Regions from separate parts of the Homo sapiens genome. Here region 1 is linked to region 2. Evidence: read pairs that join two places in POLR2A ChIA-PET (ENCODE). Cell type or tissue: CD4-positive, alpha-beta T cell. All regions are shown on one strand.

What was found. ChIA-PET counts read pairs that join two places held together with the same protein. Peaks named below come from ENCODE experiments on the same cell type or tissue, not always from the same donor. Only the 100,000 strongest peaks of a DNase experiment are listed, where the experiment ranks them.
Region 1: POLR2A ChIA-PET joins it to region 2 with 11 read pairs; 15 of 35 experiments call an interaction of 5 or more read pairs at or near these places.

The regions. Positions count from the first base shown.
Region 1 is chr19:19,626,198-19,631,197 of GRCh38, forward strand. LPAR2 (lysophosphatidic acid receptor 2) reads right to left here and starts at 2,023. Exons shown (of 3, transcript NM_001395660.1): 1 at 1,895-2,023; 2 at 346-1,087. The coding sequence starts at 1,078. It overlaps GMIP (GEM interacting protein), which reads right to left. Exons shown (of 21, transcript NM_016573.4): 20 at 4,274-4,340; 21 at 3,279-4,139. The coding sequence ends at 3,766. RefSeq lists silencers at 1,774-2,273, 2,644-2,773 and an enhancer at 2,411-3,333. In CD4-positive, alpha-beta T cell, no CTCF peak of the experiment used is centred here; DNase peaks (open chromatin) are centred at 714, 1,514, 2,084 and 2,804; H3K4me3 peaks cover 2,650 bases; H3K27ac peaks cover 1,932 bases.
Region 2 is chr19:19,529,956-19,534,955 of GRCh38, forward strand. YJEFN3 (YjeF N-terminal domain containing 3) reads left to right here. Exons shown (of 7, transcript NM_198537.4): 3 at 2,677-2,785. Among named protein-coding and RNA genes, the nearest start is that of YJEFN3, 3.5 kb to the left of the region's middle. RefSeq lists an enhancer at 1-622 and a silencer at 2,404-2,513. In CD4-positive, alpha-beta T cell, CTCF peaks have their summits at 2,435 (motif pointing right) and 2,644; DNase peaks (open chromatin) are centred at 1,639 and 2,466.

The sequences.
Region 1 (5,000 bases), 96 kb after region 2:
TCTTAAGGGGTTCCCATGAAACTCAAAATAAGACTCCTGTCCGTGCCCCTTAAGGCCTTGCTGATCTCTCCTCCTCACAAGCCCACTTTCCTCTTTAGAGGCTCTGGCCTCGTACTGCCTTGAGGTTTTTACTTTCCGTTTCCTCTGCCTGGAAGGCTCTCTGTTCCTATCCTCAGCATTCAGGCCTCTGCTCACATACATTATCACCTCCTTGGAGGACATTCCCCACCTAAATCATCCCCCATCACCCTCTATCAGGTAGCTTGTTTTGTTCATTGCTTCGCAGTGTCTTGTGGGAGATAGGGGGAAGCAGGGTCCCTGTTGCCCCCTGGGGGCCCCACTTACCCAGGATGATGACAACAGTCTTGACCAGGCTGAGCGTGGTCTCTCGGTAGCGGGGGTGGCAGCTGACATGCTCTGCCATGCGCTGCACTCGCCGCCGCACGTAGAAGAAAATGCGGGTGTACACAGCCACCATGAGCAGGAAGACAAGCAGGCTCGACAGAGCCCAGACGGCCAAATAGGAGCGGCTGAGCAGGGGTGCCATGCGTGAGCAGCGGTCCAGGGCACAGAGGCAGTGCCAGGAGTGGGCAGGCAGCAGCCCCAGGCCCAGGGCAGCCACCCACACGCCCACAATGAGCATGACCACGCGGCCACGGGGCAGGCGGCTGTGCAGCTGCACGGCCATCACACTGCGGTGCCGCTCCACGGCGATGGCCAGCAGTGTGGCCACCGACGCAGTGAGGCTTGTGTCCAGCAAGCCCTGCCGCAGGAACCAGCCCTCAAGTGAAAGTCGGGCTGTGCGGGGACCAGTGTGGAACATGAGGAAGAGGTAGGCCACGCCCGCGAAGAGGTCAGCCGCGGCCAGATTGCCGAGCAGGTAGTAGATGGGCTGGTGGAAGCGGCGGTTGGAGGCGATGGCTGCTATGACCAGCAGATTGGTCAGCAGCACCAGCACGCTGACGGTCAGCCCCAGTGCCACCACGACCACATCCTTGGGCCGCCAGTGGGAGCTGAGCTCTTTGCCACTGTTGTTATAGAAGAAGCCGATGGTCTCGTTGTAGTAGCACTGGCCCATGATGACCATCTGGGGACACAAGAGATCAGTGCATGTGGCACTTCTTGGAAGGACACAGGGAGGGGCGGCAGCTGCAGAGGAGGGTCAGCGCAGGAAGGACAAGGGTCTCAAATTCAGATACCTCGAAGCAAAGTGGCAGTGGTGAGGACTACGGTGGCCTGGAAAAAGCAAGCTCCATGGGGCTGGGGTGGAGGTGGAGGAGCAGCTGTTTCTTACCTACTAATAAGACCTGTGTGCAAGACATCACCCAAGTCAATAGGTTTTTGAACCAGAAGTGAAACAAAACCCATCTATGGTCGAATCCCAGCCCACCTGCCGCCAATGTGTGACCCGGTTTGGGTTGTGGGGAGAGGAGGGTTAGGGAAAGACAAAGGGGTGTGAGCTGCGGGAAGAGATGAGGGAGGATCACTTTGGTGCCGGAGTCAGTGTAGGGAGCAGAGACCCGGGAGCGTGTGCACACAAGGGTGAGGTCACTTGCTAGAACCCTGCGAGGGGGCGGTGCCGAGGCGTGGAGGTGATCGGAGTGGACAGAGAGGCGGCCCCAGAAGTTAGTCGGCGGGATTTGGGCGCGAGTGCTTCCCAAGCGGGCGGGGCAATAGGCTGTTCCGGGTGGGACGGAGGACACTGGCGGTCTCCGGGACAAAGACAGCGGTTGGGGAAGGGATGGATGGCCGGGCCTCCAGGCGTCTCCAGACTGGGGAAGGGGTAGGGGGTTAAGGGATCAGAGGGCGGCGTCCTGGCCCCGCAGGCACGTGCCGCGCCCTTCCCCCGGGCCCAGGCCCGCACCCGCCCGCCTCCCGTCCGTGCAGGCCTCACCTGGGCCTCCAGTCACGCCGCAGACAAGGCGGGCTCGCGGGGGTTCGGGGCGGGCTCGAGGCCCATGGCCCGGCGACTGCGGCGGGAGCGGTAGAGCGTCCGGGTGCGCCCTGTGCGGGTTGCTGAGAGGGCGCGGGAGGCGGGGTCTCCCCGGCGCCCCGCCCCCACCACCTGGGGGAGCCCTGCCCCGCCCCGCCACCTGGGGGAGCCCCGCCTCCACGGCCGCGTCGGGGGCGGTGTCGCCCGGAACCGCAGCCCCCCTGTTTCCTCCCCGCCTCGCGGCCCCTCAGTCGCCCCTATTTCCGGCGCGGGACCCCCACCCCGGTACCTGCACACCTCATGCGCCCGCAGTTTCGAGCCTGCGGGGCTGAGTCACTCGGCGACCCGAAAATTCCCGCCGTGACCCCGCGCTGCCCGGGCGGAGCTCCAGGTGGTCTTGGGTCCGCGCCCCCGCTCCGGACCCCCAACCCTCCCAGCCCCACCCCGCTCTCTTCTTCGTGTCCAATCGGCCGCCGAGTTACAAGCCACTCCCTGATCCGACTTGGCTCCCACCGCCCGGACCCCCGCCCAGCTTCGGCTTTGCCAGCTCGCAGTATCAGCGAGCCGCGGCCTCCTGTGCGAGGCCCACCTCTGCGGCCCCAGCTGATCATCGGGCGCACGCTAGGGTTTTGCAATCCCGCCCCCGTACCCCTCACCCTGGGACAGCGCTGCCCCCTGCAAAGCCCGGCCCTGCCCTGCCCTGCCCTGTGGCTTCCTCCCTCGGCCTCCCTGCGGCGGCCCCGGGCTCCCACGGTCCGGAGCACACAGCCCCATTGTCCCGGTTATCGGTACTTTGTTATACTGTATTTGATTATGCAGGACCGGATCGGGGACGCAGAGCTCCGGGAGGGCCGGGCTGGCGTGACTCAGCCGGGTGCTGCGACCCAGCTCCAACTGCCTTTACGTAGGTGCTGCAGGGTGTTTGATGATGCAAGAAGGAGGCCTTGAGGCCGGGCGCAGTGGCTCACGCCTGTAATCCCTGCATTTTGGGAGGCCGATGCGGGACGATCACGAGATCAGGAGATCGAGACCATCCTGGCCAACATGCTGAAACCCCGTCTCTACTAAAAATACAAAAAAATTAGCCGGGCATGGTGGCAGGCGCCTGTAGTCCCAGCTACTCGGGAGGCTGAGGCAGGAGAATCGCTTGAACCCGGGAGGTGGAGGTTGCAGTGAGCGGAGATCGTGCCACTGCACTCCAACCTGGAGACAGAGCAAAACTCCGTCTCAAAAAAAAAAAAAAAAAAAAAAAAAAAAGAGGCCTTGATTCCCCTAATCTGTAAAATGGGGGCAAGGAGTGCTACCCATGCTGGCCTCTCCCCTAGCAGAGATGCACCCAAGGGCATATAGGACACAGTTTATTAGAGGCCATCAGACCTCAGGCACCACCAGCATGTGGAGTCTGAGCTGCCCACCTCCTCCAGGAAGGTCACTTCGAGTCCGTGAAGGAGGCAGGCAGGTGTGGGGGAGTGACCACAACCAAAGTAGCAAAAGCACCCCTGTCCCAGGTGTCAGAGACTAGGGTGGACCCCAAGGATCTCATAACCTGCACTGACCCTGAGTATTGACCCTGAGTGACCTCTGAGCCCGAGTGGCCCTGATGCTTGGCAGTGACCTGTGTCTAGTGGGGGGACTCTGGGACATTATCCCCAAAAGGGTTTTAGGCCTCCCCTAGGTCATGTATTAAATAGTTTTTCCTTATAGGAACCCTCTGGACCTCTCCCAGCATTGAACTCCTGGCGGGGTGTTTGGCCACTAGGTGGTGGGAGGTAGGGATATATGGGTCCGTCTTCACAATCTGGGCCTCTTCCTTATTTAAGGTGCCAGGGTGGTCAGAGATGGTCCTCGGCTTCCTCAGGCTGGACGTCCGGGCAGCAGGTGGCCCTGGGCACAGCCTCGCTGTCCAATTTCGAGAGTAGCCGGGCTGTCTCCTGGGTAATCTCAAAATGCTTGGGCAGCGGGGTGCGGCGCAGGGGGCTGCCCTCAGGGGAGGCAGCTGCAGGGCTGGGCCCCCGCCCCCGCAAACTCCCTCTGGGCACTGATGTGATGGGGGTCTCCTCGCACAGCTTGGAAGCCACCAGGGCCAGACTGGACAGCTGGTGGGTTACAGGCCTCACACCGCCCCGGGGATACTTCACTGGCTGGCGGCTGAAGTGGCCACGAGACTGTGTCCCCAGGAGTGAGTCCTCTGGGCCTTGGCTGGACACTGTGTACGGGGTGGGTGGTCAGTGCAGAGCACCTCCAAGTTCTCTGTATATCCCCCCAGGAGTCATCTTTTAGCAAGCCACCCTGGGGCCAGGGCACCCCCAGAACTCCTGAGCCTCTCTCTAACATACTCACCTTCCCCTCCCCCATCTTTGGTGTCTTCAGCCACGTCCTCTCTCTGGTCACTCTGTGGAGTTGGAATCTGCAGGGAGAAACCCAAGAATGAGACCCCAACACTAAAATCCCAGTTCTTTGAGATTCCTGGAGAGCCAAGGGCTTGTTCCTGGACATGCAAAAGGAATAGCCAGTGCAAAGGCCCTGAGGTAGGAGCATGCCTGGTATGTTAGGACGCAGCCCCACCCTGTAATGAATGAGGGAAAGGTGGTAGGAAGTGAGACCAAAGAGGAGTGGGCCCAGGTGGCTCTGCCAGCCACCCCTGACTTTGCACCTACTCTGCACTGGGTGTGGACTACCATTGAACTCCTCCTATGCACAGGGCATGGACCACCACTGACTGTGCACCTGTCATCCTTTGCAGTTTTGGTGTTTGGGGATAGACGATGCCCTTATAAGTGTACTGCTTGGCCAGGCATGGTGGTGCATGCCTGTAATCCCAGCACTTTGGGAGGCTGAGGTTGGTGGATTATCTGAGGTCAGGAGTTCGGGACCAGCCTGGCCAACATGGTGAAACTCCGTCTCTACTAGAAATACAAAATTTAGCCGGGCGTGGTGGTGCATGCCTGTAATCCCAGCTACTAGGGAGGCTGAGGCAGGAGAATCGCTTGGACCTGGGAGGTGGAGATTGCAGTGAGCTCAGATCATGCCCCTGCACTCCAGTCTGGGTGACAGAATGAGACTCCGT
Region 2 (5,000 bases):
TCGAGTTTTCAAAGCCCCCCCAGGCTCATGTTGAGTTTTGGGGGCAGGAGGCTGCTGTGTGCGGCCAGGTGATCCCCCGTGGTGGTCTGGTGGGCAGAGGTGTGAGGTGGAGAGAAGCAGGTAGGACTGAGAGCAGGGTGAGTGTGGCATGGCCACCCTGGCCTGAGGTTTCACCTCCCAGAAAGCCCCCTCCTGGAAGCATTTGGCGAGTGTCAGGCCCAGTTCCCTTTGGACCCAGGCCACTTCAGGCCTCCTGGGTCTGACAGGGAAATCCTTGGGGCCTTGAAGCTTCTCTCATCTAGGGGCCGAGATTCGGGATAGCAAAAGGCACCACTGAACACCCCCAGAATCCCACAACAGCAGAAGGGACCTGCCCTGCCTGCCACCCTCCTTCACCAGGCTCCAATTCCCACGCAGCCTCCCACCCCCACCCCACAGCTGCTGCTGTGCCCCACCCCCAGGTTCCTAACCTGGACGACCCTCTGCCCACAGAGCCCCCATTATTCTAATGACCAGTTAGACAGGAAGAGAATGTTCCAAGTGGCTGCTAGAGGCCAAAGCTTTGGGACAGAAGAAGAGGAATGCATCGCCCTCCCGCCCTCCACTTCCTCCCTGCACCCTCCTGCGGGGGCAGCAGTCAGAGCTGTCACAAGATGGAGGTGGAGGAATGAGCCATGTTCCCAGCCTGCCAGATTCCTCACCCCGAATGCAAACGCACCTCCTATGTGCTTTCCTGGGAGCTGCGCTGGCCTGCCCCGGGGGGACTCTGTCTGACTTCACCATGAGCTCCTTTTCCTCACCCCGTCCTTCAACTTCATCCTATGTCAGCTGCAGACAGGCTGAGGTTTGAATTTGGCTCTGTTTACTGGGGTGTCCCAGGGCATGTGACTTTCCTGCCCTGAGTCTCTGTCTCCGTCTTTATGTGTGGACCCCCGAAGTGTCCTCTTCACCATGTTCCTCAGTCTGGGATTTGAGGCTCTGCCTGCCCTGTCCGCTTGATCACTCTGCTTCAGCCTCCCTTCTGCCCCTTGAACATACCAGGCTCCTCCCCACCCCAGGGCCTTGGCTTTTGCTATTCTTGCCCCTGCATTACCTGCCACGATGTGCCAGGCCTCCTCCTCCAGGAAGCCCTCGCTGACTCCCATCCCATAGCAGTCCTCCTTCTCCTGCACTCTGCCTACCTGGCCTTATCATGCTGCAAAATTGGCCAGAGGGCAGACATCTCCCACTCAGAGAGTTGAAGGAAAGAGTCTCAGGATTCATCCCCTCAAAACATCCACCATCTGTAGGTCTGGCTCTATGTCTTTGTTCATGTCCTGTGGCTCTGGAGACACCAAGGGGGAAAGACCCAGTTTCCCAACTTGCTTCCTGCATGATCCTGGGCAAGCCACTCGGCTTCTCTGAATCATTAGTTGTTTTTCCAACTTTTCTAGGCCTGGCTCTTTTTATTTATGTTTGTGTTTTTTATTATTATCTTAGAGACAAGGTCTTGTTCTGTCGCCCAGGCTAGAGTGCAGTGGCGTGATCATAGCTCACTGCAGCCTCCACCTCCCAGATTGAAGTGATCCTCCTGCCTCAGCCTCCTGGGTCACCGGGATTACAGGTGTCCACCACCACGCCCAGCCTAGTCTGACCAATTGTGTAGGTCACCCGAATATTCAGTTTTGCTCCGAGAGGTGGAGACGGACCCCAGTCATTCAGTGAAGTGGATGGCAGAGCTTCACCTCCAGCTAAGTAGCCACATTTTCTGGCAACAAATAACCTTTTTTTTTTTTTTTTTTTTTTTTTTTTTTGGAGACGGAGCCTCACTCTGTCACCCGGGCTGGAGTGCAGTGGCACGATCTCGGCTCACTGCAACCTCTGCCACCCGGGTTCAAGCGATTCTCCAGGTTCAAGCCTTAGCCTCCTGAGTAGCTCGTACTGCAGGCACCCACCACCATGCCTGGCTAATTTTTTGTATTTTTAGTAGAAACAGGGTTTCACCATGTTGGGCAGGCTGGTCTGGAACTCCTGACCTCAAGTGATCCACCCGCCTCATCCTCCTGAAGTGCTGGGATTACGGATGTGAGGCACCGCGCCCGGCCTGGCCACAAATAATCTAATTATGTCACTGCCCCTGAAAATCGGTCACCAAAGGGTCTCATAGCCCCAGGCCCCAAGGCCTCCCCGCTGAGTGTGCCATCAAACACTGCAGCCTTAAAAACCCATGGACCCCAGATGCCCCCAGTCCTGTCCACCCCTTTCAGCGTCCTGAAGCTTGTTCCGTGGCTCCCACTGCCTGAAATCAGCCCATCGCCCCCATCGAAGTCCTTCATGCTCCATTCCCCTTTCTTGGTTCCCTCCGCCTTGGGAGCTGGGGACGTCTAGGTCCGGTTCCGTGTCCCACGCTTTGGAGCAGTAGAACCAACGCGCGGCCAGCGCATCTTCTGCCACCAGAGGGCGCCCGCGCCTCGGGCTTTGGCTCCCACACCGCGGCCCGCCAGGCCTCGATTCAACCCGCGCGTCGCACGGTGAAACTGAGGGCATCCCCAGCTCAAGGCTGCAGACGCTACTCGGGGGTACGGGGTGGGAGGGTGGCATTGGGACCGGGTTCAGAAGCTTGGCGGAACATTTCTGGCTCCATCTGAGGCTCTGTCTCTGTGTGTCTCTGAGTGTCCCATCCCACTCTGTCCCCAGCACCGCGGAGGCAGCCGCCCTGGAGCGGGAGCTGCTGGAGGATTATCGCTTTGGGCGGCAGCAGCTCGTGGAGCTGTGCGGTCATGCTAGTGCCGTGGCTGTGACCAAGGTACCTGACCCCTGACCCCCAACCCTGACCCCAACCAGACGGCCAACTCTCCTGAGCTGCATGACTGCTGTGACCAGGGTGGTTCACCCCTCAAGAACTCCCTTTTTGCTTGGGCCTACCCCAGCCTGATGGGTAAACTGAGGCCCAGAGAGGCTCATGGCTGGTGCAGGCCAGATGGGGACCTGAGACCCCTGGTATCAGAGAAGGCCAGGGTGGAGGTTATTGCAGGGACAGTGCCACGACCCTGGAAGTGCAACCCCTCCTGCACATGTGACCCGCCTGCTTCTGCCACCTCCTGGGTCTTGGGCACCAGGGACATCTGCTCCTGCGATCTGAACACCCCTAAACAACCCTGTTCTGCAGGTGGGGAAACTGAAGCTCAGAGGTGGCGAGGGGCCTGCCCTGGGTCAGAGGGGGATGGAAGCAGAGCTGCAACCCAGGTGTGTCTGGCTCTGGAGTAAACCCCCACACCTCGAGGGGCCAGGAGGATGACACAAGGGTGATAGCAATAATCATACTATGGAGTGCTTCACCGTGCAGCCAGCAGTGCTGGGCATCAGTTTCCTCTGCAACAGCATAATAAATGGTACTGACGAGTCAGTCCCTAAACGTGAACGCCTCAGAAAACTGTCCCATACAGTCGAGGCTCTAGCGTGACTGCCTCCTCTTCCTCCCCTGCCCTCCTCATCCCCCTCGCCTTTCTCCTCCTTCCTCCTCCTCCTGCCCCCTCCTCTTACCCTCCTCCTCCTTTCTCTCTCCCTCCTCCTCCCCTTCCGCCCCTTTCTTCTCTCCTTTCTCCTTCCTCTCCCTCCTCCTCCCCCTCCTCCTGTTCTCCTTCCTCCTTCCCACTTACCCTACCTCCTCCCCATCCTCCTCCTCCCCATTCTCTCCCTCCTCACCCCTCCTCCTCTTTTTCTTCTTATTACCACGGTATACTTTTTAAAAACTCAATGTTTTTCTTCATGTGGACTTAAATGTTTGTATTTCCAAATGAAATAGATCCCGGGTGAGGCGCCCAAAGGAGAAGGAAAATCAAAACCCCAGAAAGAAACCCAGTAGTCACTACTCGCCTGGCGCTCAGTGGCCAACTGTCTGGTTTTTGCACTGAAAGCCCCTTGTCTGTCCAGAAGCCCCTCAGTCCCAGTCTTGGGTCTTGGGCTCTGGGCCCGGTGTGGCTGGGATCGCAGGCATGTTCATGGCAGGTCAGGACTGCGCTAAGCCTTTGGGGAGGATACTTGAAAGGGGAGTAATCTGCTGTCTGTGTGGTTGGAGCTTAAAGTACAGCTGGGGCTCAAGAGACACCCAGAGTGCCTGTCAGGCGGTGGCACTGTCATCGCATTTGATAAAGGCCAAACTGAGTCTGGGAGAGAAGGGGCTGGGGCCACGCAGAATCAGGGCAGGGCTGGGGCCAAAATGCCTGGAGAGACAGAGTCTGAGAGATACAGAGATGGCCAGAGACAGATGGAGAGAGACAGATAACAGAGAGATACAGAGACAGCCAGAGACAAATGGAGAGAGAGACAAATGGAGAAAGAGAGCCAGAGACATACAGAAAGACAGAGACACTAGAGTCTGAGAGATACAGACAGACACAGAGACAGCCAGAGACAGATGGAGAGAGACAGAGACACAAAGAGAGCCAGAGACACAGAGAGTCTGAGAGATACAGACAGACACAGAGACGGCCAGAGACGGAGAGAGACAGAGACAGACAGACAGAGACACAGAGAGTCTGAGAGATACAGAAACAGCCAGAGACAGGTGGGGAGAGAGACATGAAGAGAGCCAGAGACATACAGAGAGACAGAGACACACAGAGAGACAGAGACACGGAGAGTCTGAGAGATACAGAGAGACACAGAGACAGCCAGAGAGAGACAGAGAGGCCCCAGGGCATCGTGGCTAAGGTTGGGCTCCCCTACTCCACAGCCTCCAGGAGGGGCTGAGGTCTGGAAACATGGGCGGGGGTGGGCCCGCGGTGAGAAAGGTGGAAGAATGTCTGCAACTCAGGCGGAGAATAAACAAACCGCACTCCGGGCGACGGGCAGTGGCTGGATGCACGTTTTTCCTGCACCGACCTGGCAGAGCCTGAGACCGGGCCTCTGCATCTCCAGCGGGGAAACTGAGGCCCCAAGAGGCCCAACCCCTCATCCAGAACAGCTCACCTCCTGTCCTATCCTGTTGCCTCCAGGCCCAAGCCCCATCCCTTCCCCTA